2 separate regions of the Homo sapiens genome follow, and region 1 is linked to region 2. A link is an interaction called in ENCODE POLR2A ChIA-PET data of the cell type or tissue named here. Cell type or tissue: MCF 10A. All regions are shown on one strand. Each heading gives the region's core, and the rest is flanking DNA. Links, peaks and the distances in the headings are about the cores only. Region 1 overlaps ZDHHC6 (zDHHC palmitoyltransferase 6). Region 2 has its middle 13 kb from the start of ACSL5.

Region 1 (10,905 bases), core at 1,772-9,771, 74 kb before region 2:
AGCACACATCTGTGGCCATATTTGGCCTGCATTTTATCAGTTCTTCATCACCATTTGTAAAACATGAGGGAAGAAACAACTGAATCCTAGGCAGCACTTGTCACTGTGGAAGAATACTGCGATGTAGAATAGCAAGAGAAGAGAAAAGACATAGTTCTGGTTTAGATTAGTGTCTAGTGTTGTTTATGTATGTTAATGTTGGTAAGGTCTCCTTGACACTTTCTGAGGAAACAACAACAACAAAAAGTAACATTTGAGAAAACTAAGAATGATATCCTGCACATCGGTCCGAGCTCATTACTATATTAATTAAAAATAGCTGGCCCAGCTCAGTGGCTCACGCCTGTAATCCTAGCACTTTGGGAGGCTGAGGCGGTGTGGGTCACAAGGTCAGGAGTTCAAGACCAGCCTGGCCAATCTGGTGACACCTGTCTCTACTAAAAATATAAAAAATAAGCCGGGTGTGATGGCACATGCCTGTAGTCCCAGCTACTCGGGAGGCTGAGGCAGGAGAATTGCTTGAACCTGGGAGGTGGAGGTTGCAGTGAGTCGAGATCGTGCCACTGCACTCCAGCCTGGGCGACAGAGTGAGACTCCGTCTCAAATAAATAAATAATAAATAAATAAAATAAAATAAAAATAGCTGTGTTTGCGTTGGCCACAGGGCCACGTTGTTATCTCTTTGATCAAGTTGTTTTACGTGTCACAGTAGAGTCTGACCAGTTACCATAACCAAACATTTTGTGCGTGTGCTATTGTTGCTGCGATAGCTCTCCTTTGGGTGGAACACAGTGAAGATCGACATGAGTGCAGCCCGGAGAGATCCTCTTCCAATTGTTCCATTTGGATTAGCTGCATTTGCTACCACCTTGTTTGCCTTGGGATTAGCTTTAGGAACAACCATAGCTGTTGGGATGTTGTTTTTTATCCAGGTAAGCATCTCAATTACCTCAAGTCAAAAGTGTCAAGTTGTTGGGACTGATTGCACAAGAAAGAGACAAAGCCTGTATTTAAGTGTCCAGTATGAAATGGAAATTATTTTTGCTTATTTCATTTAGGTAACTAATCTCCTTTGTATTCGTCAGATAATTTTGATTTAATTTTGCCAGAATTTCTAGGTATTGATTTAGTTTTTAAAATGCTAACTTCAAGTTAGGTAAGTTCTGGAGCACTTCAGAATTGAGAGAGCTCTTCTCACCTGTACAGTCTCTCTTGCTCTTCACATCCACCCCAATAGAGGAGTCTTACTGTTTTCCCTTCCCAACACGTGATTAATTCATTGATTCTCAAAAAGGTTAAGTGACTTACCCAATGTCACCCATTCATGTACTTGGTAAACATTTTCCCTTCCCGACAGATGATTAATTCATTGATTCTCAAAAAGGTTAAGTGACTTACCCAATGTCACCCATTCATGTACTTGGTAAACACTAATGTTATTTTATAATAGTATATATTTAATAATAGTAATCATAATATAGCTAACATTTATTGAGCACTTATTATGTGTAAGGCACTGTTTTAGGCACTTTACATGTATTAGCTCATTTAATCTCCATAACAGCCCTATGATAAAGATGCTATTTAAAGCCTACTCTGATGAATCACTTTGCTAATTTCTAAGGCTGCATAAATGATAATGAAGAGGTAGCTGCCCTTAGGAACTGACAGTTAATATTAAACAGTTAACTAATACAGGGCCATATGTACATCATAGATTTATGTGCACAGTGCTATGAGAACACAGAGGAGGAGGACCTGGCTCTGAAGGGACCAAAAACCATTCTTTTTCATTCTTTTTTTTTTTTTTTTTTTTTTTTTTTTTTTTTTTTTTTTTAGACGGAGTCTCACTCTGTCACCCAGGCTAGAGAACAATGGCGTGAACTCAGCTCACTGCAACCTCCGCCTTCCGGGTTTAAGCAGTTCTCTGCCTCAGCCTGCCAAGTAGCTGGGATTACAGGTACCTGCCACCACACCCGGTTAATTTTTGTGTTTTTAGTGGAGACGGGGTTTCACCATCTTGGCCAGGCTGGTCTTGAACTCCTGACCTTGTGATCCACCCACCTCAGCCTCCCAAAGTGCTGGGATTACAGGTGTGAGCCACTGTGCCCGGCCCAAAAACCATTCTTATGACTTATTGCATTCACGTAATTCATTCATTCATTCATTGAAGGCCTACTGTGGGCCAGGTATTATGCTAGGCCCTTGGAATATGATGAGGACTCCTGGGCCAAGGCTGTTTATTTTTTTATTGTTGTTTGTTTGTTTGTTTGTTTGTGACAGAGCCTGGCTCTGTTGGCCCAGGCTGGAGTGCAATGGCACGATCTCGGCTTATTGCAGCCTCCACCAAGGCTGTTTCTAACATACTACACTGTCTCTCTGAAGGCACAGCCAGACTTTAAGGGAACTCTTGGTTTTAAAATAATCTGGTTTTGTTTATACTTTATTATCGTCTACTAGCCTGGGACCAAATTCTTTGAAAAATTTTCCCCAATGCCTCTAATTTAGAATCATATTAGAAATAAACTAAGATCCTATAATATAAAAGCCTATATATGTGGAATCAGTCATATCTAGGAAAATCAAATAATAGAATAAAGACTGAATACATTCATTATTTTTAAGGCAAGTGAAATATTGAGGTTGACTGAAATGAGTCACTGTTACTTCTCATAAATAGATTAATCGTAAATTTAAAGTTAGTTAAAAATAGTGATAAAAGATTTTAATAGCAAATTATAAGTAAGCACTGATTAAATGGATTATATCAATGTTTTATTAAACCTTGCTCTGAAAATAGTACTTATGACATAAAGTTTGATTAACATACTAGATTCAGATTTGATTATGGATGGGTGTAATCATTGTTACGGAGAGGTACCGTGGTGCAGTAGTTAAGAACAAGGACTTTGGAGTCAGACGGATGACATGGTAATTGTGGTACTTAACCTCTGTTATCCTTGGTATCTTTGTCTATGGAATGGAGTAATAAAAGCTATCTCAGAGAATTATGAATATGATAATCTTAAAGGAACCAAGGTCGCATTATTAAATTTTACTATCATTTAATTTCCAGATGAAAATAATTCTCAGAAACAAAACTTCTATTGAGTCATGGATTGAAGAGAAGGTAAATTTTAATAATTGTTTCTTCAATATTAAAAAAGTATATTAATAAAGGACTGGTAAAGTCCTGAATATTAATAAAGTCTGTTATTAGACCGGATTAACGAAAAGTGCCTAAAAGTGAAAACATGGCTGCCAAATGGCTACCGTAAGTCATTTGCATGCCACATAAAAGGTGAATATAGGAAACATTTTTGTTCATTCTGTAACTCCCACAGAAAGGTGCTTCTCATACACCCTGAGTGGTCGCAGAGGCCTAAGCCACACGTCAAACCATCTGTTTGTTGTCTCTTAGACTAGAGGAGAAAGCAGCCCATTTGGAAAGGAGCTTCCACCCTACCAAACTGCCATCAGGTTTTTCTCAGTGTTTTAGACATTCAATGAAGCTCCTAACATTTTGCTTGTCACAGACCTCACAATGTCCAATACTTCATACTGTCCATTGTGATTCTAGCATGAAACACAAATCTGACTACCCTGCTCTGTGTTTAAAACTTCTCAGAGCCTCACCATTCCTGTGGCAGGGGTTGAAACCCAAATACCTGCAGGGTCTGGGCAGATAACGTCCATGAAGGGGAGCAAGCCTGTATACCAAAGAATTGCCTGGCAGACCAAGCTGATTGTTGCCACAGGGGAATATTCACAATTTCCAAATTACAAAATAGGGAGAAGAATAGCATCGTTTTATATCTTTACAAATCTCTTTAGTATCTTTGACTTAAGAGAAGATGGTTGGATTCTCACTTCTGCATTCAGTCTGTTGAGATATGTTGCTTCGATTGAAGTATGTGAAGATCTAGCCTCACACAGATAAGTAGGTAGAAAAGGATAGAATATTTTAATAGGCCTTTTACATGATAATAGTGGATGTTCTTCCGTATTACATTGAAAACTTGACAAGTGATATTTCTTATCAATAAGATTTTTATACCTTTTTATTTTAAAACTCATCAGTCTATCTTGCTCTTTGAATTAATCTTTTACCAGTATGTGGTTTTATGTAACATCAGGCATCGGTCATTTGGCAAATACTAGTTTACTGTGTTATGTAGATTTTGCAAACGTTAAACACCTTTCATTATACAATATCCCAAAATTGCATTCACGTATATCAATATATCATTTTTATGAGAAAAAATCCTTAAGTATTGGAAAGCTGTCAGGCTCACAGTGGTAGATACAAGGTTTTTTTTTTTGTAATTCTAGTATACATTTGAAAGCCTTAATTTTTTACTATTAACCCATACTGTCAGTCATTTCCCTTGAAGTGACTGCCTGACTGTTCGTTTTTGAGAAAATGTTCACCAAGTCCTGAAGTCTGAATAACCTTAGTTTGCTATATTACTCATTCTTTCAAATAAGAATAGTGTTACATTAAAAAAGCTGGCTCTACAGCTTTTGTTAGCTTACAGCTTAACAACTATTTTCCTTGAGATGATCATTCTACTTGGGCACGCTTTATGTATACTTCTCATTTTGTCACACAGACTGTTAAAAATAAAGGACATCTCCTTGAGAGTTGAGATTTAATATTTAAAAACAATTTTTACTGCTTCATCAAGGACATTCTTACATGGAATTGCTCATAATGACTACCAACACAGTTTGGTGCCACTGCCTTGGTTTTTGCTAAGATGCCAACAGTTTTATTCACCATTGCAAATGTCAATGCAACAAAAAGACAAATAACATTTCAGTATTATTATGAAAATAGCTTGGCCTTGCTGACCAGCAAGAAAAAGTCCTGAATACTCAAAGTGATCTATAAAGCATGCTTTGAGAACCACTGATGTACAGGTTGAAGTCTGAGCTTCTTAGCTTCTACATAAGTAAGACCTTTTATGACTTCTTTTTTTGTTTTCTGGCGACGGAGTCTCGCTCTGTTGCCCAGGCTGGAGTGCAGTGGCACAATCTTGGCTCGCTGCAACCTCCACTTCCTGGGTTCAAGTGATTCTCCTGCCTTAGCCTCCCAAGTAGCTGGGATTACAAGGTGTATGCCACCATGCCCAGCTAAGTTTTGTATTTTTAGTAGAGACAGGCTTTCACCATGTTGGCCAGGCTGGTCTCAAACTCCTCACCTCAAGTAATCCACCCGCCTTGGCCTCCCAAAGTGCTGGGATTACAGGCGTGAGCCACTGCACCTGGCGGACTTCTTTTTATCTACTTCTCCAGCCTAATTTCCTACCCTTCTCTACCCTGTCTCACACTTGATACTAAATTACTCATAGTTTGTACATCTTATGCTTCTGTATCCTTGCACATGTTGTTCCCTCTGCCTAGAATGCTCTTCCCTCTCTTTTTGCCTGATTTCTTGCTTCTCAAGACTTAGTTAAGGTATTGTTTCTCCCAAGGACCCTTCCTGGATACTCCCTAGACTTGGCTAAGTACTTTTTGTTTCCTTTGTTCCCTTTTCCCATAGCATCTACCACACCCCTTCATCACCTTTTAACACACAATATTGATAGAATCCTAACTTCATTGAGTGTTTCTGTTAGGCAAAGACATGTCTTAGTCATTTTATAAATTCTCTTATATTTACCAGTTTTTCTTTGTAAATAGCCTAGAACTCTTTTCTTTGAAATTCAGTCCATTTTGAAGACTCTGAAGCTGTGTTTATAAAAAAGAAAATGAAATTATTCTTTACTTTCTGGGGAGGATGGATTTATATAACTTAATAGATTCATATGCATTATAGCTTAATAATTATTTTAGTAAATAGTTAACTTTAATATCACTCAACAAATAATTGCAACATTTTCCATAAAACATTGTCCCCTGATAATCAAATATTTCAAAGTATCATTTCTAATAAGCATAATAAATATATTGACATTAGATTAACATTTTTTTGTTTGTTTTTGTGGATGACCAAGGCTGCTTATAAACCGCCATGCTACATTTAGAAATTACCTCAGATGAGATTGAGTATGCTGAATGGTATGGCCATAGACTAGAAATTATTTCAGAACGGGCACTTTATTGCTGAGTAAAAAATTCAAACAAATGACCATATTAAATTTATAGGAAATGTATAGAAATTACCAGACACTATATACAACAAATTTGAAGGGATTTGTATACTTATTGTTAAAATAAATAATGTATCTTTGTACCACTAGGTGTCAGTGGAACTTAAGAAATCCAAAGCCAATTTATTTCCTCAAGTTAAAGCTAACAGTTTAAATGCCTGGAATATATGCAAGCTGAATAGTTATGTACATGCATAACATGTACATATAAATGCATATATAAATGAGTTATGTGTACATGTGTGATAGTATAAAAAAAGAAAGAAGATCTCCTGTATATATCTGCTAGCTTTAAAAAATGTTTTTCATAAAACAGCTCTCCTGTTACACCTTTCCTGGTCATTCCCATGGGCATCACTGCCACCCAGGATATAACTGTTACCCTCTGATACAACTGTTACATTCTGGTGCACCCCACAAAACAGTTCTATCTTGAATAAAACGGTTCCATCCTGAATAAACCTTTACCTTTCTCCTGAATCTGTTTATCTGCATCCCTTCTATATACCTGAATTGTTTTGTATTGCTGAACAACTAGGAGCATTGAGGACTTTTTATGTATGAGATAAAGTTAGCTAACTTTTAATAAGCCTTTATGAGTGCTTATTCCTAAAGAAACCCTGTCAGATATTTCCTAGGTAATCACATACAAGGCTGGTGTTCTATATCAAGTTCTTCCTATATTGTGATGAAGTTGTCTATTGCTTCCATGTACACTAATATTACAGCAAGGAGGAAGTATTTTTATGAATGTTAGAAACTTGAGAAATAAGTGTTCTCAATAACATATTACTGCAGGCCACTTAGACAGAGGCACCTGCCATCTTATATCTTTGTTACCCACAGGCTAAAGATCGAATTCAGTATTATCAACTAGATGAAGTCTTTGTTTTTCCATATGATATGGGAAGTAGATGGAGGAACTTTAAACAGGTATTTACGTGGTCAGGGGTCCCTGAAGGAGATGGACTTGAGTGGCCAGTAAGAGAAGGCTGTCACCAATACAGCTTAACAGTGAGTATTTTTGTTCAAATAGCCCTTCCTTTTTGCCTCGCCTTCTTTCCCTTAACTCCCCCTCAACTCAAGTGACATTTTGTAGTAAAATAAGTAATATGAATGTTTTCACTATGTCAAAATGAATCTAATAATTCTAAAGCACTCCTTGTATCATGTATCTCCCTTTATTTCAATATCTCCTTAATTCTCTATACCTGTGAGATAAAGTCCTGATCCCTTAACATAGTTTTATGAAATCTGGCCAAAAATTACCTTCCAACTTACAGTAGCATATGAATTCCTTATACATTCCTGTCACCCAACTTTGCCCACAATTTTTTCCATCTTATATGACCTCCACTCTATCTAAAATTATTAAGACTCGTTCCAGTCTTACCTCTTCCATAAAGTCTAACCTACCCCCATAGACTCATCTGAATGTGACATTTAATCACATACTACTCTATGGTAGCTCATGAAGTCTCATATTTTTATTTAATTCTGCTATCTTATATCTGTAACTTCATAAGATTCTAGGACAGAGATCATGAGTTATCTTTATTTCTCCTATTATATCTAATATAGTGCTATTTAATAGTAGCTATGTCAAATTAAGTTATGATGACTTTTATTCATTCAACTTCATTATTAAATGTTCTTCATTATTCATTTGTAGTTTGTCTGCCATGTCTCTACAGAATCAGTGAATCTCAGTGTTTTCACCTGAGAAGCTTCATGAGGGCGGAGAATATACTCCCTGATCCCTGGGCCACAGTAAGCACTCTAGGAATATACACAGATGAGGACATTAGAGAGTGAATAGCGAGAAGAAAACCTCACTCTCAGCCTCTGGTTCTTAGCATAGGGCCTTTTTTTCCATGCTAAAACAACCTGTGGCCTTTAAATTATCAGCAACTTGAAATGCTGGAAAATTGGGGTTTTGCCATATCACTCTGACAGTTGATGAGGAAAGGCGATTTTTCAACATTGAGACAAGAGACTTCATTTTTTTCTTTTTATTTCTTCCAAACAGATAGAACAGTTGAAACAAAAAGCAGATAAGAGAGTCAGAAGTGTAAGTACTTCTTTTGCAGTGGTAATTTTTTTTTCTTTTGTTAGGCTCTGTACTTCCATACAGTTTTTTTAATTGACTGACTAGAAACCAATTGTTGGCCTTTATTAAATAGTATTCCTTAATACATTTGTTGAAATTTGATGCAGTTAACTTTTGTTTTTATTTAAATAATTGGGACTAGAGGTTGGGAGGAATTTAGTCCATTTATATTGCCAACATAGGAAAATAATTATCCTCAATACAGCTCCTTAATGTGAAACCTATCCTTACAACTATGTTGTTGGATATGATGGCCACCAGCCACATGTGGCTGTTTTATTTAAATTTGTTAAAATTAAATCAATTTAAAAATTCAGTTTCTTGTTTGCATTCACTACATTGTAAGTGCTCACTCAGTAGCTACATGTGTCAAGTGCTGCTGCATTGGATACTACACATACAGAACATTTCCATCATGGCAGAATGTTCTTAGCCCTGCTCTAACTCTAATTCTTAGCTATGGGCTTGAAAAGAGGAGTAAGAAAAGCCTTGAGAACTAGAAACATTAGTTGCCTCCCAGGGAACTAGGTGGATGGGGAACTGGGAGGTTCCCCTAGAAGGGGAACTAGAAGGCTTGTCACTGGATATTTTGGATCTTGCTTTAAAATTTGAAATTCAGACTTAAAACTCAGATATCATGGGTGAATATTTAAAGGTTTCTTCTGATCACTGACGACAGGTTCGCTATAAAGTAATAGAAGATTATAGTGGTGCCTGCTGCCCTCTGAATAAAGGAATCAAAACCTTCTTCACAAGTCCCTGCACCGAAGAGCCTCGAATACAGCTGCAAAAAGGGGAATTCATTTTAGCCACAAGAGGTTTACGGTAAGTAATAGGAAGTACTGCATTTCTTCTTCAAGGACAAAATTAATATCTAGCCTAAAAAATTAATTTTCATCTTTTAAATATTTCAGATACTGGTTATATGGAGACAAAATTCTTGATGATTCCTTTATAGAAGGTATGGAAATGGAAGGGCATGTTTAAAGGACAAGACTATTAGCAATAATTCCAAATTTTACAAGAATAACTTTTATAAACCAATCATGCCTAATGCATTAGGGGAACTGCATAGAAGGGTATATCACTAAGCAACAAAAGGAACTTCCTTATATATTTCTCTATAGCTCTTGTATTTTTCAGGTCTTTTTAATGATAGCTAACATTTGAGCTCATAACTATGCGAAAAGTACTTGTATAAGTGCTACCCTTAAGGTGTAGAAGTCCCCAAAATACTTCGGAGGTAGGCACTATTATTTATATTTGATTGAGGGAACTGAAGCACAGAGAGGCAACTTGCCCATAGCTATGCACTGAAAACAGATGGAGCTAGGGCTTAACCCCAAGCAGTCTGACTCCAGATTCTATGCACCAAACCCCTGTACTATTTGCTGCCCCCACTTTGAGCATTTCTCTTAAGTTGTTATAAAAACCAGTAGATTGAAACTTTGTGTTTTTTTTTTTCTTAAGTTTTATAATTGTTTCTTTTTAAAGTAAAGATTAGCTCGGGATGTTCTTTAAAAAATAGTTGGGGTTAATCATAAATTAACCTCTTATGACGGCCGTGATATAGAAATGTATATGTTAGGCCAGGTGTGGTGACTCATGCCTGTAATCCCAGGACTTTGGGAGACCAAGGCAGATGGATCACCTGAGGTCAGGAGTTCAAGATCAGCCTGGCCAACATGGTGAAACCCTATCTCTACTAAAAATACAAAAATTAGCCGGGCATGGTGGTGTGTGCCTGTAATCCCAGCTGCTCCAGAGGCTGAGGCAGGAGAATTGCTTGAACCCGGGAGGCAGAGGTTGCAGTAATCTGAGATCGTGCCACTGCACTACAGCCTAGGTGACAGAGCAAGACTCCATCTCAAAAAAAAAAAAGAAAGAAATATATATGTTAGAAAAAGTCTAAAAAGGAAATTTACAAAGACTACAAGAAGATAGTTCCCTGGAAAAGACAGTGTGATGGTGTGCCAAAAACACCTTTCCTGATCATACACATATAAGTAAACACCCATACCGAGTTCCCCCTGACTCTAGTTAGGAGCTGTCTTTAACCACATTAGTCCCTATTCGGGATCATCAAATTTGGGAAATACCTGTTCCTAGCTTGTTATGAACATTTAAAAATCTTATTTTTTTCCCCTTCAAACTGTGCTTATAATAGATAGCAAAGTGGGGAATAAAAGTCTAACTACAAGCTTATTAATTTGAAGTAATAGGACTTACTGCTTTCAGTAATGTCACTGTCATCCATCAGACTATTTCACCTCAATTTCATTTTCTCCCTCAGGTGTTTCAAGAATAAGGGGTTGGTTCCCTAGAAAATGTGTGGAAAAGTGTCCCTGTGATGCTGAAACAGATCAAGCCCCAGAGGGGGAGAAGAAAAATAGATAGCTGCTGTTAAAACAAAATTATCCTTTAAGTCTGCTTAATTACTTGAAAATTGTACATATTACTAAAGAATTATGCAATGAGCCTACTCTGGTTAAGATGTTCTTTTCCTCAAAGGTGCCCTAGTGCCATGATTTAAATATTTTTATTACCATTTTGAAATGGAGAAGCCATTCTGCATATGCCTTTGAATTCCTGCCCCTCTTTACCACCTCTTCCTCCCCCTCAAAGGAAAAACATTTCATC
Region 2 (10,905 bases), core at 1,072-9,071:
TGGTAACAGAGTGATGACGGTGGTGGGGCCAAGTGTTATTTTTTAATAATTTCAGGCGATTTTGCAAAGCCAAGTGATTTGCAGCTTGTCTCTGAAAATCTGCCTTTCTTTAGGAAGCACAGCTGGTTGCAAAGCAGATTTCACAGCAGGTTGAGACGAGTCAGGCAGAGCAACCAAATGTTACTTAAAGGTCTTAGTGAATATGTCCAGATTCCAGAGACCACTGAACCTAATGAAGTCCTTTTTTTTGAGACAGGGTCTCGCTCTGTTGCCCAGGCTGGCGTACAGTGGCACAATCTTGGCTCACTGCAACCTCTGCTTCCTGGGTTCAAGCAATTCTCCTGCCTCAGCCTCTCGAGTAGCTGGGATTACAGGCACCTGCCATCACACCCAGCTAATTTTGTTTTGTTGTTGTATTTTTAGTAGAGACAGGGTTTCACCACGTTGGCCAGGCTGGTCTTGAACTCCTGACCTCAAGTGATCCACACGCCTCGGCCTCCCAAAGTGCTGGGATTACAGATGTGAGCCACCATGCCCGGCCCCAGATTTCTCCTTTTAATATAACCTCTGACCTCAGAATCTAGAAGATTCATCTTAAACCTCTAGATCTTTTGTTTTAGAATATTTCACTGGATTAAGATGATGGAACAGTCACAAAATAATGCTTACCATAAGCATTTTTGGTGAGGGCAAAGAAGAAATGTGAGGACCAGAGAGAAAAGGGAAAGCTCATGATGTCTGCAGTAGCTGGGACATGTGAAGCACGCGAAACACTTATTTAGGAAGGATCTTAGGCTGTTTTGACCTCTACGTCAAGCCTTTTCAAGTCAAACAACATGACTCAACAGGCAAGAGAAGCAAAGACCTAGAGCTATGGGCTGGATCTATTCTTGTTAACTTCACAATGATGGATCACAAAGAAAGAGGGGAGATGTCCCTTCCTGGAGTTAGCTGAATAGCAGGGCAGAGGTTGTGATGGCATGCAGTGGGCAAAAACAGAGCTGTGTTGCACTGACCTTTAGCTTCCCACATGGCAGAGTTGACTCTGAAGTTTATCTGTGTACTGAGATATGAGAAGGAAGGAGCGAAGTCCCTTAACTCATAACCAGGGTGTCATAATCAGCCACAGAAATTCATGTTCGCCCTTTCCCTGGTTATCTGATATTTCAAAAGGCTAATGACACTCAAAGTACAACTTACAGGGCAGTGATTCAAGTTTTTCATGCCAGATCCTCTCTGAAGGCCTTCATGATGGCGAACATCACTGAGCTCCTACCGCGTGGTGGCAACACTACATTTAAGTACTATCGCATTTAATCACACAGCAGCCCTATGGAAGTTTTTATTGCTATTTAGAAGGAGAGGAAAATCTAAGAGAGGCCAAGTAACACAGTTAAGAGAAAGAGTTGCTGCCATCGCTGAGCTGTGGGGTCAGCTTCTTCCTCATGCCCCATGAAGTTCCCATGGTGCAGGGTTCACTACAGGGCCCGGAATGGAGCTGTGAGCCCTTGCTGCATAGCAGACGGCTAAGAAGAAAGAGCTAGGGGGTAGCCTAATTAAACCTCCAAGGTACACAGCTAACAGTTGGCTGAGTCTCAGAGTCAGATTTTGAGCTTAGGTGGTCTTGAGTCTAGAGCCCAAGCACATATCTGTGACTGCGTACCATCCGTTCCAAGACCCCCTAGCAAACTGGTGTGTTTATATATGCGTTTCTTTTCAGAATTTTTACTGGTCTCTCAAAGAAAACTAAGACCCATTGCCCTACAGGAAGCCAGACCCAATACCAGACATGTGGACCGGATGCCAAGGGTCCGGCCCCCTCGAGAAGGGGTCCCTAGCAGCCTGGACATCCTGCCTGCTGCAGAGCCCATTACCAACTCAGAGCCTTGCTTCACTTCACTGGAGGGGCCAATGCTCCACGGGTCCCAGCTGTGCGACCCCCTAGCTCTTTCTTCTTAGCCGTCTGCTATGCGGCAAGGGCTCACAGCTCCATTCTGGGCCCTGTAGTGAACCCTGCACCATGGGAACATCACAGGGTATGAGGAAGAAGCTGACCCCACAGCTCAGCGATGGCAGCAACTCTTTCTCTTAACTGTAGCTGCTGATATCAATTGCTTGGGCATGCATGCTCTTGAGAACACGTGCTTACTCTTCGTGGGAAGAAAGTGTTACCCAAGTGTGAGCACTTGGCTGACAAGAATGTTGTTTGCCCAGATTACAATAAAAAGCTCCCCCAACCCCAGGCACCCCTCCCCTTTCTTGAACCACACACCCAAAGCAAATTGCCTTTCAGCCTTAGATTTGAGCTTTCCAATGGGTGGGGCATGACACATGACACATGGAAGGGCCAGTAGACACTGATCACCCTCAACCCTCGGGATGTGCTCGTGAACAGCCCCATCTCAGCCTTTTTTTTTTTTTTATCCCCCTGAGGTGGAGCCTCGCCCTGTTGCCCAGGCAGGAGTACAGTGGTGTGATCTCAGCTCACCGCAACTTCCGCCTTCCAGGTCCAAGCGATTCTCCCACCTGAGCCTCCCAAGTAGCTGGGATTACAGGTACCTGCCACCACACCGGGCTAATTTTTGTATTTTTAGTAGGGAAGGGGTTTCGCCATGTTGGCCCGGCCAGTCTCAAACTCCTGACCAGGTGATCTGCCCGCCTCGGCCCCTCAAAGTGCTGGGATTATGGGCGTGAGACACCGTGCCCGGCCCCATCTCAGGCTTTAAGTATGCTGAATAAATATTATTCTCAGTGTCATGATGTAGGCAGCTTGTTCCTTTATCAGCAAGAGCTTCCAAAGAGCATTAAAGAATCAGATAGACAGAACTGAGGCCACTGAGAGAGGTGTCAAGTTGAAATTCCCAGAACCTTCAACACCCCATAGGAAACATCGCTATCTCCCAGGGGATTAAAAGGGTGGCTCAGAGTGAAAATTTACTGTTCAATACTATAACCACTAACTACACGTGGCTACTGAGCAGTTGAAATGAGGCAAGTCTAAATTGAGAGGTGTTTAAGTATAAAACACACACCAAATTTTCCAGATGTGGTATAAAGAAAATAACATAAAATCTCAATGTTTAAAATACTGATTATGTGTTGAAATTATAATATTTAGGATACTCTTGATAAGTAATCTTAACTGCTATTTTTACTTTTTTAAATGTGTGTGCTAGAAAATTTTAAATAATATATGTTACTCGTGTTATTTTTTTGGACAGTGCTGATTTAGAAACTAAAGGCCCTGGCCAGGCGTGGTGACTCACGCCAGTAATCACGGCATTTTAGGAGGCCAAGGTTGGCGGGTCACTTGAGGTCGGGAGTTTGAGACCAGCCTGGCCTGAGGCATGAGAATAGCTTGAACCTGGAAGGCAGAGGTTGCAGTGAGCCAAGATCACGCCACTGCACGCCAGCCTGGGTGACAGAGTGAGACTCAGTCTAAAAAAAATAAAAAAGACAAAGAAACCAAAGGCCCTTTGACTTAATGCCTACAGAATATAAGCAAAAGGTAGTGTTGCCCAGTGGCAGCAATGAACATGTTGTAATTGTTCTGGGAGAACTTTTTTCCCCCTAAAAACCAGCCAGAGCTTCATCATCCCATGTAATGCTTGAAAACTATGTATATGCCTGTATATATTAGCAATTATAAATCCAGGCATCTTCAGAAACCTGTCCCAGCAACATCTTTTACCTGTTCCTCTGGTTTCTGCAGCAGCAGCAATTTGTTCCTTAGGGTCAACACAGAATCCATCCAACAGACTTTATGATCTTTTGCCTGGAGCAATAAACCTTTATTATAAAACTGCTACCACTTACTGGCTATTGTTACATGCCAGGCACTATGCTGTGTATTTTACATTTACTACTTCATTTAATCCTTGCAAAAGGTTGTCAGAGTAATTACGAATGAGGAAATTGGGTTCAGATAATACATAACTTGTCCATGCCAGCTTTTCTCATTCCAAAACCTGTGCTTACAGCCATTCTGCGACACTGCCTTCTACAGGAAGGTAGTGGGAGAAGCCGGGGTTCCTGTGCCATAGATAGGAATACCAGTATTCTGGGGGGATGTCAGCACCTCCCTCCTTTTCAAGCCTTTAAGGATATTATCCTCTGCCTTGCAAGCTTTCTTTCCCTGGGCTCACAGCCTGGGGACAGACACACCACGTGCTTGGCTCAAGAGCCTTTACCAGGAGCAGAGAGGAAATGCCAGGAAGTGGGAGGGCTCCTGGTTTCTCCAGACAAGAAACTGGAGAGGGCGGAGGAGTCAGGGACATCCTGTCTCACTTTAGATGTATGGCTATCCACCAGAAAGAAGCTGCCAGATGCCAAGCCCAGTGCCACAAAGGTCGCCAATTTACACAGATGGAGAAACATTCTGTGGGTCAAGAGTGTGTCATCACCAGAGAAAGATGGATTAGTACATATTTTTTCTTTTTTTTTTTTTTTTGAGGAGTCTTGCTCTGTTGCCCAGGCTGGAGTGCATTGGCATGATCTCTGCTCACTGCAACCTCTGCTTCCCGGTTTCAAGTGATTCTCCTGCCTCAGCCTCCTGAGTAGCTGGGATTACAGGCATCTGCCACTATGCCTGGCTAATTTTTGTGTTTTTAGTAGAGATGTGGTTTCACCATGTTGACCAAGCTGGATTCAAACTCCTGACCTCAGGTGATCTGCCTGCGTCAGCTTCCCAAAGTGCTGGGATTACAGGCGTGAGCCACCGCTCCCGGCCAGGACACATTCTTTATTTGCTCAGTGTTTGGGACACTATGACAGCAAAAGTGTCTTGGCAAACCTAAAATTTTATGGAAAGTGGCTTTGGAATTAATGGCATCACTGTTAGTCATTCCGTATCTTTGAATACTGAGTACCTGGAGCAGGTGGTTGCTTCTCCTCCTCACAACCTCTGAAAGTTTTTGCTCTTCATGCCAAGGCATAATGGGGGCAGGAGGAGGAGCAGAGACTACGAAATAGTAGGAACAGAGACTGTGAAATAAATATTCAGAAATCTGGCATTTAGGCCAGACTAGCCTGCTACCCCGGAGATTATAGTGATATCTGGGAGAACACTTCGTTGTTTAAAGTATTGCTTAAAGCCTCAAATTTGTTCAGGTGTCAAAGACTCATTCCTTTAGGACAAAGGTATGAGAAAGTCTGTTTCAGCCACACAGGATAAATAGCAGATGACTGAAGCACAGAGGAGACAGGCAGGGCTTCCAGGAGGGAGGAATTTTCTTCTCTTGGCACAAACGTTTTCAGAAACAAGACCAGAGCGTTCTTGTCAGTCAGCCAAGGCCACACCTCATCCTCAGCTTTGTAGGAGTCGTGGGTGCCTGTGTGCATCATTACTGACAGGATTTGCATCCTGGGGATTTTGTTTTGTTGCAGCCCTAAGAGCCATGATCTTCCAGTTTGATCTTAACTCTGCTTTCCTCTGGCTCCTCAAACTTTTGCTTAGTAGAAGCTGCATCTTCAGAACCGGCACCATAGCTGTTTGTAAGAGCTGAGAACACAAGGGGAAGTTTGCAGTTCACACCCTGATAGGTCACAGCCATGTTTACTTGCTCTTATTTCTAGAATAGTGAGTACGCGGTGTGCTCTACCTTTAGGAATGTCCCCGTTAGGAACCTGTAAGCCCGAACTGAAGAGAACCTTGCTGTCATCACCCAGCAGGGCCCCCAGGAATACTGTCTTCCATTTGTTAGGAATCCACCAGAGGCCTAGTATCTTAGGGCAGGAGGCTGGTAAGGTCAGAGCTCTCTGCCCTCTGCCTTTTTCCCATTTCACAGATAAGGAAACTGACGCTCAGGTAGTCTTACGGACTTGCTGAAGCCTTTTCCAGGAATGCACCGGTAGGTGCTCCCTTTGCCTCTCCCCCAGTGTGATCACAGGCTCATCGCATTGCATTCCACTTAGGTCAAGCACCTTTTTCTGCCTCTCACCTTTTCCCTGGGGGAGAAGTAGAGCCCAAACATGCCAAACCTTTACTTTTCACCTAAACTTGATCAGGCCACTGATTTAGAAATTGAAGGGAGGCAGGCAGAAAGAGGGAGCTGGAGGAAGGAGAGCTAGAAAGTTGCTAGAGGTTTTACTAAAACCCACCATCCTGGATACAGCTCATCTTATCTGACCTAGGACGCCGAACAGCTGGCCTTGCATCTAGTTTATAGACTAGGCTGGTCACTATTGAGGAAGCCACAAATCAGGCAGAAAGAACCCTCCCTCGGTAATAGTCTCTTCAGGAAGCAGAGATGGGACAAAGTAGCAAGGAATTAAAGAGTTACCCCAGGCAGAGGGGGCTGCACTTTGAACCTCTGCTGGCCACGCACAGACAACTTCTGTTCCAAAGCACCATCCGATGAAATAGCATGGCCTCTCCTAATCATAAGGGTAACTTCTAGGCCTAAGAATCCCCTAGAAGGAAGGAGGGCTGGGGAGCAAAATAGAGGACAGTGTGCCCCCTCCAGCAGCCACAGTCCTTACAACACCCACCGCCCCCCAACCTGGTTTTAACCTCAGGCTTTCCATTCCAGCCAATCAAAGGCATCACACAAATTGGGCTAGTAACAATGGCAATGCTTTTCCAGCTCATAATGGCCATTACCTGAACCGCTGCATCTCTGTCTCTGAGGGCAATGGAGAAATGGAAGGGGCTGAGCTCAGCAGAGAATAATTAGGGCCTACGGAGGTAAGCCAGGTGTCTGTAAGTGTGGGGTGCTCCTGAACTGAGCGATTAAGGCAGTATGAATTTAGCCTTCTGTGTTGATCCTTCAGAAGTACAATTCTGTAGGGTTTATTTTTAATTAAAATATTCACTTTTCTTTCTTATTGCAAAGAGATTAAGACAAAAAATGAAAATTAATATAAACAAAGCAAGGACAAACCACCCCTAATTCCTATGACACAGAGCGAGCCACTTTTAGTGGTTTGTTGTATGTAATCTTTCCTTTTGAAAAAAAAAACAAAATGGAATACTAATATATATTATTGTATGATGTGCTTCATCAGTTAGCAATACACTGCGGCTATCTTTCTAAGAGAATATATATATATTTATATATAGATATATAGATAGATATCTATTTATATATAGATATATATGTATAGAGATATATATAGATACATATTTATATAGATAAATAGATACATATTTATCTATGTTTGCGGTTCACACCCTGACAGGTCACAGACACGTTTACTTGCTCTTATTTCTGGAATAGTGAGTACACGGTGTGCTCTACCTTCAGGAATGTTCCCATTAGGAACCTGTAAGCCCGAACTGAAGAGAAATTTGCTGTCATCACTCAGCAGGGCCCCCAGGAATATATATATATATAGAAATATATATATAATAATATATAGAAATATATATATAATATATATAGAAATATACATAATATATCTATATGTATTTCTACATATATAAAATATTATTTTTAGTGATTGCATGCCACTCAGTCATATGAATTCACTACATGTTATTTATCCTGGTCTCTCTGTTGGACAATGAAGCTTGTGTCTAAATTTTGACTGTTAGAAATAACACTGTGTTTAAATCTGATCATATGATTTTATTTATTTGTAATAAATCCCCCAAATTAGAGTTTTGAGTCCAATATGCACACATTCTTAAAGTTTGGTGCATATTGAAGAACTGCTGTTAATGAACATTCCTACCAGCCAGTGTATGTCTGTTTCTTAAACTCCCAACAACACTGAACATCATCAGTATTTTCTTCTGGTTTTGACCATGCTCACTTGTAAGCATTTAAGAATACAAAATACTTATACTTGTTATGATTAATATTAATTTGCTTGTCTAGAGGCCTAATACTGTGCTGAATATTAGGATCCAAAAAAGACACACACAGTCACCTGGCTCAAAGATTCTCAGGACAAAGACAATCTGTAAACACAAAGAATCAGAAATGACCCAGTGTGGGAATACAAATCAAAGAAAGTATACATATGGAAGGTGGGGGAGGGAACAAAAAGTGCATAGATAACATATTGTTTCCAGTGTTCTAGTTTTGAGACCATGACATGTGCAATGACACATCTATTAACAGAATTCCTTTACTGATTCCTAATAATTGTGAGGCACCATTCTAAGTAATCATGCAATCTCACAGTATCTTTATAGCATCCTTCCAGGAGGGGTGTTACTCTGCTCATTTTGACTTTCAGGAAACTGAGGCACAGATTTAACTGACTTGTCCAACATCATGTAAGCATCTGAGCCAAAAATGATTCATGGGATTTTGCTTATGGTTCCAGTGAGTTTTTGGACTCAGATGATTTTGCAAATTGACTCCAAGCCGTCCTAGCAGAGGAGACAGAGAAACTGCAGGTCAGTGAAGAAGCAGTTATGATGAATTTGGTTTGGAGAAAAGCAACTCCCCTAATCCATGGGTTTAGAAATGGCCCTCTGAGATAGCCAAAGCTAAGTCTCCTTAATTCCATCCTGGGGGCTTGCTCCTCAAGGAAGATAAGTAGAGAATAGCTATTGGCTATTCTTTCCCTCTTCTCACTTCAGTCTGCCAGGGGTTCTCATACTTTAGTGTACTTAGGGATATATGAGGACCTGTTAAACATGGATTCCCAGAGCAACCTCAAAACATTCTGGTTCAGAGGGTCTGGAGTGAAGCCCTGGAATCTTCATTTCTAACCATCAGGAGAGACTGAGGTAGGTGGTCCTTAGATCAAGACTTGAGACTCATAGCGAGTCGACTGTGCTCACATAATACTGAGATGAACGTGAGATGCCAGCCCCTTCCCTGCCAGAGTAATCAGAAAGCAAGCCCACAGTAGGTGGGAATTCAACCCTTTATATTCATGTGGATTTTCCTGGCTGATAGCTGGGCCATCTTACTTGGCAGTAGCAATGGCTTCTCAAGGGTCCTGTCATCCCTGTGATATTTCAGACAATTGAGAGCTGCCCCCAGCTCCTTGCCCTGACCTGTGTAGAGGGAGGGTTAGTATTTCATGCATCAATAACCAATCTCAAGCGCCCTAAAGGCCTGGGTGAGGGATACAGACTGTGTCAACCTTTCAGTAAACCTTATAGCCATAAGCTTACTTATTTCATAAAAATTTCCTAGAAGATGGAATCAGGAAGTGATAATTATTATCACTATTACTGGGATCATCATCATCATCAACACCATTGTCAAATCTAATACTGATGGACTGGCTCTCTTTGCCCAGGTATTTTGCCAAGGGCTAGTCTTGTATGATCTCTTTTAATCTTTACCATATCACTTCACGGAAGACCTTATTACAGTTTTATCCCTGTTTTACAGAGCAGGAGATTAAGGCATAGAAAGGGGAAGTAATATGTTCTAGGTCACTCAACTAATGTGTGATGGAGTCAGAATTCCAGCCCGGGCCATCTGACTCCATTTGAGTCATTTCTGTGGTTCTTATTTTACCGGTGGAGAGGGACAGAGGGGTCATGTGACTTGCCCAGGAATGTGAAGTTTGTCAGGGATGTCACTGGATCAATCACCAGGACCCTGCTGACTAGCTGCCTTGGCCTCCTTCTGCAAGGCTGCTGCTTCTAGATGGTATTAAGACAGACTCAGAAAAGGGAGAGTTTCGGTTAATTAATGGCACTGAATAGAAAGCAAGCTGTGATCCTCGGGGAACTCTACACTGTCATGTAAGTTCCTGGCGTGAGTAATCAGGAGGCTGAGCCTCTCACAGTTCTGCAGTGACACAGGTGTTACATGCCATCCATGGCTCTCAAACCATGTCTTGAGGCCCCAATTGAGTCTGGGCTCTGTTCAGGGATTGAATGTCATGCTGAGCACCCAACACTAGTTCTGATGCTCTTTGCCAGTGTGCTGGTGACTTGCCTTGAGGCTGCTAAACTCACCGTAGGCTTCCAGACCCCCTGGAACATCTCCCATCCATTCAGCATGCAAAGGCTGGGTGCAGGCCTCCAGATTGCCATGGACAAGGTCAACTCAGAGCTAGTGGACCTTGGAAATTTCACCACTTACACCAACTCAGCCTGCAGCACCAAGGAGTCTCTTGCTATTTTCAACAACCAGGTCCAGAACGAACAGATTTCTGCCCTGTTTGGACCAGCATGCCCAGAAGCAGCTGAGGTAGAGTATATATAGCCTCTGGAAACTTTAAGTTTCCATTGGAAGGGGTGGCCTTCAAGATGATGGTACAGATTTGAGTAATCTCCTGACAAGGATCACATTATTATAACAATAACCGTGTAGATCTTGAATATCATTTTTGAGATGCAATTAGTCTATGTAATTAGAAGAGTTAACATTCTCTTTAAAGAAAGCCTTTCTTTCTTTCTTTTTTTTTTTAATGCTCTGTTGTCCAGGCTGGAGTGCAGTGGCATGATCTTGGCTCACTGCAGCCTCTGCCTCCCAAGTTTAAGCGATTCTTCCATCTCAGCCTCCCGAGTAGCTGGGATTACAGGAGTGCCCCACCATGCTCAGCTAATTTTTGTATTTTTAATAGAGACAGGGTTTCATCATGTTGTCCGGGCTGCTCTCAAACTCCTGACCTCAGGTGATCCACTGGTCTCGGCCTCCTAAAGTGCTGGGATTACAGGCGTGAGCCACCACATATGGCCAGAAAGCCTTTCAAATCAATAATTGTTTATTCACCTACCCTCTTCCTCCTCTTGTTGACTGTCTGAAGTTGATGCTATTGTGTATAGACTCTTATAGTTCACTCTCATGTTCCTAAGCTACAAAGCTTAGGAAAATTAAGAAGAAAAAAATGCAGCCAGGCGCAGTGGCTCACGCCTGTAATCCCAGCACTTTGGGAGGCCAAGGAGGGTGGATCACGAGGTCAGGAAATGGAGACCATTCTGGCTAACACAGTGAAACCCCGTCTCTACTAAAAAAAAATACAAAAAAATTAGCCGGGCATGGT

Evidence for each region. Peaks named below come from ENCODE experiments on the same cell type or tissue, not always from the same donor. Only the 100,000 strongest peaks of a DNase experiment are listed, where the experiment ranks them.
Region 1: POLR2A ChIA-PET joins it to region 2 with 17 read pairs; 12 of 35 experiments call an interaction of 5 or more read pairs at or near these places.

The regions. Positions count from the first base shown.
Region 1 is chr10:112,430,561-112,441,465 of GRCh38, reverse strand. ZDHHC6 (zDHHC palmitoyltransferase 6) reads left to right here. Exons shown (of 11, transcript NM_022494.3): 5 at 771-932; 6 at 3,077-3,130; 7 at 7,002-7,169; 8 at 8,185-8,226; 9 at 8,945-9,090; 10 at 9,180-9,226; 11 at 10,559-10,905. The coding sequence ends at 10,662. Among named protein-coding and RNA genes, the nearest start is that of ZDHHC6, 11 kb to the left of the region's middle. In MCF 10A, for the core only: a CTCF peak has its summit at 6,281 (motif pointing right); no DNase peak of the experiment used is centred there.
Region 2 is chr10:112,355,425-112,366,329 of GRCh38, reverse strand. It overlaps the pseudogene GUCY2GP. Among named protein-coding and RNA genes, the nearest start is that of ACSL5, 13 kb to the left of the region's middle. In MCF 10A, for the core only: no CTCF peak of the experiment used is centred there; DNase peaks (open chromatin) are centred at 3,299, 4,249 and 5,279.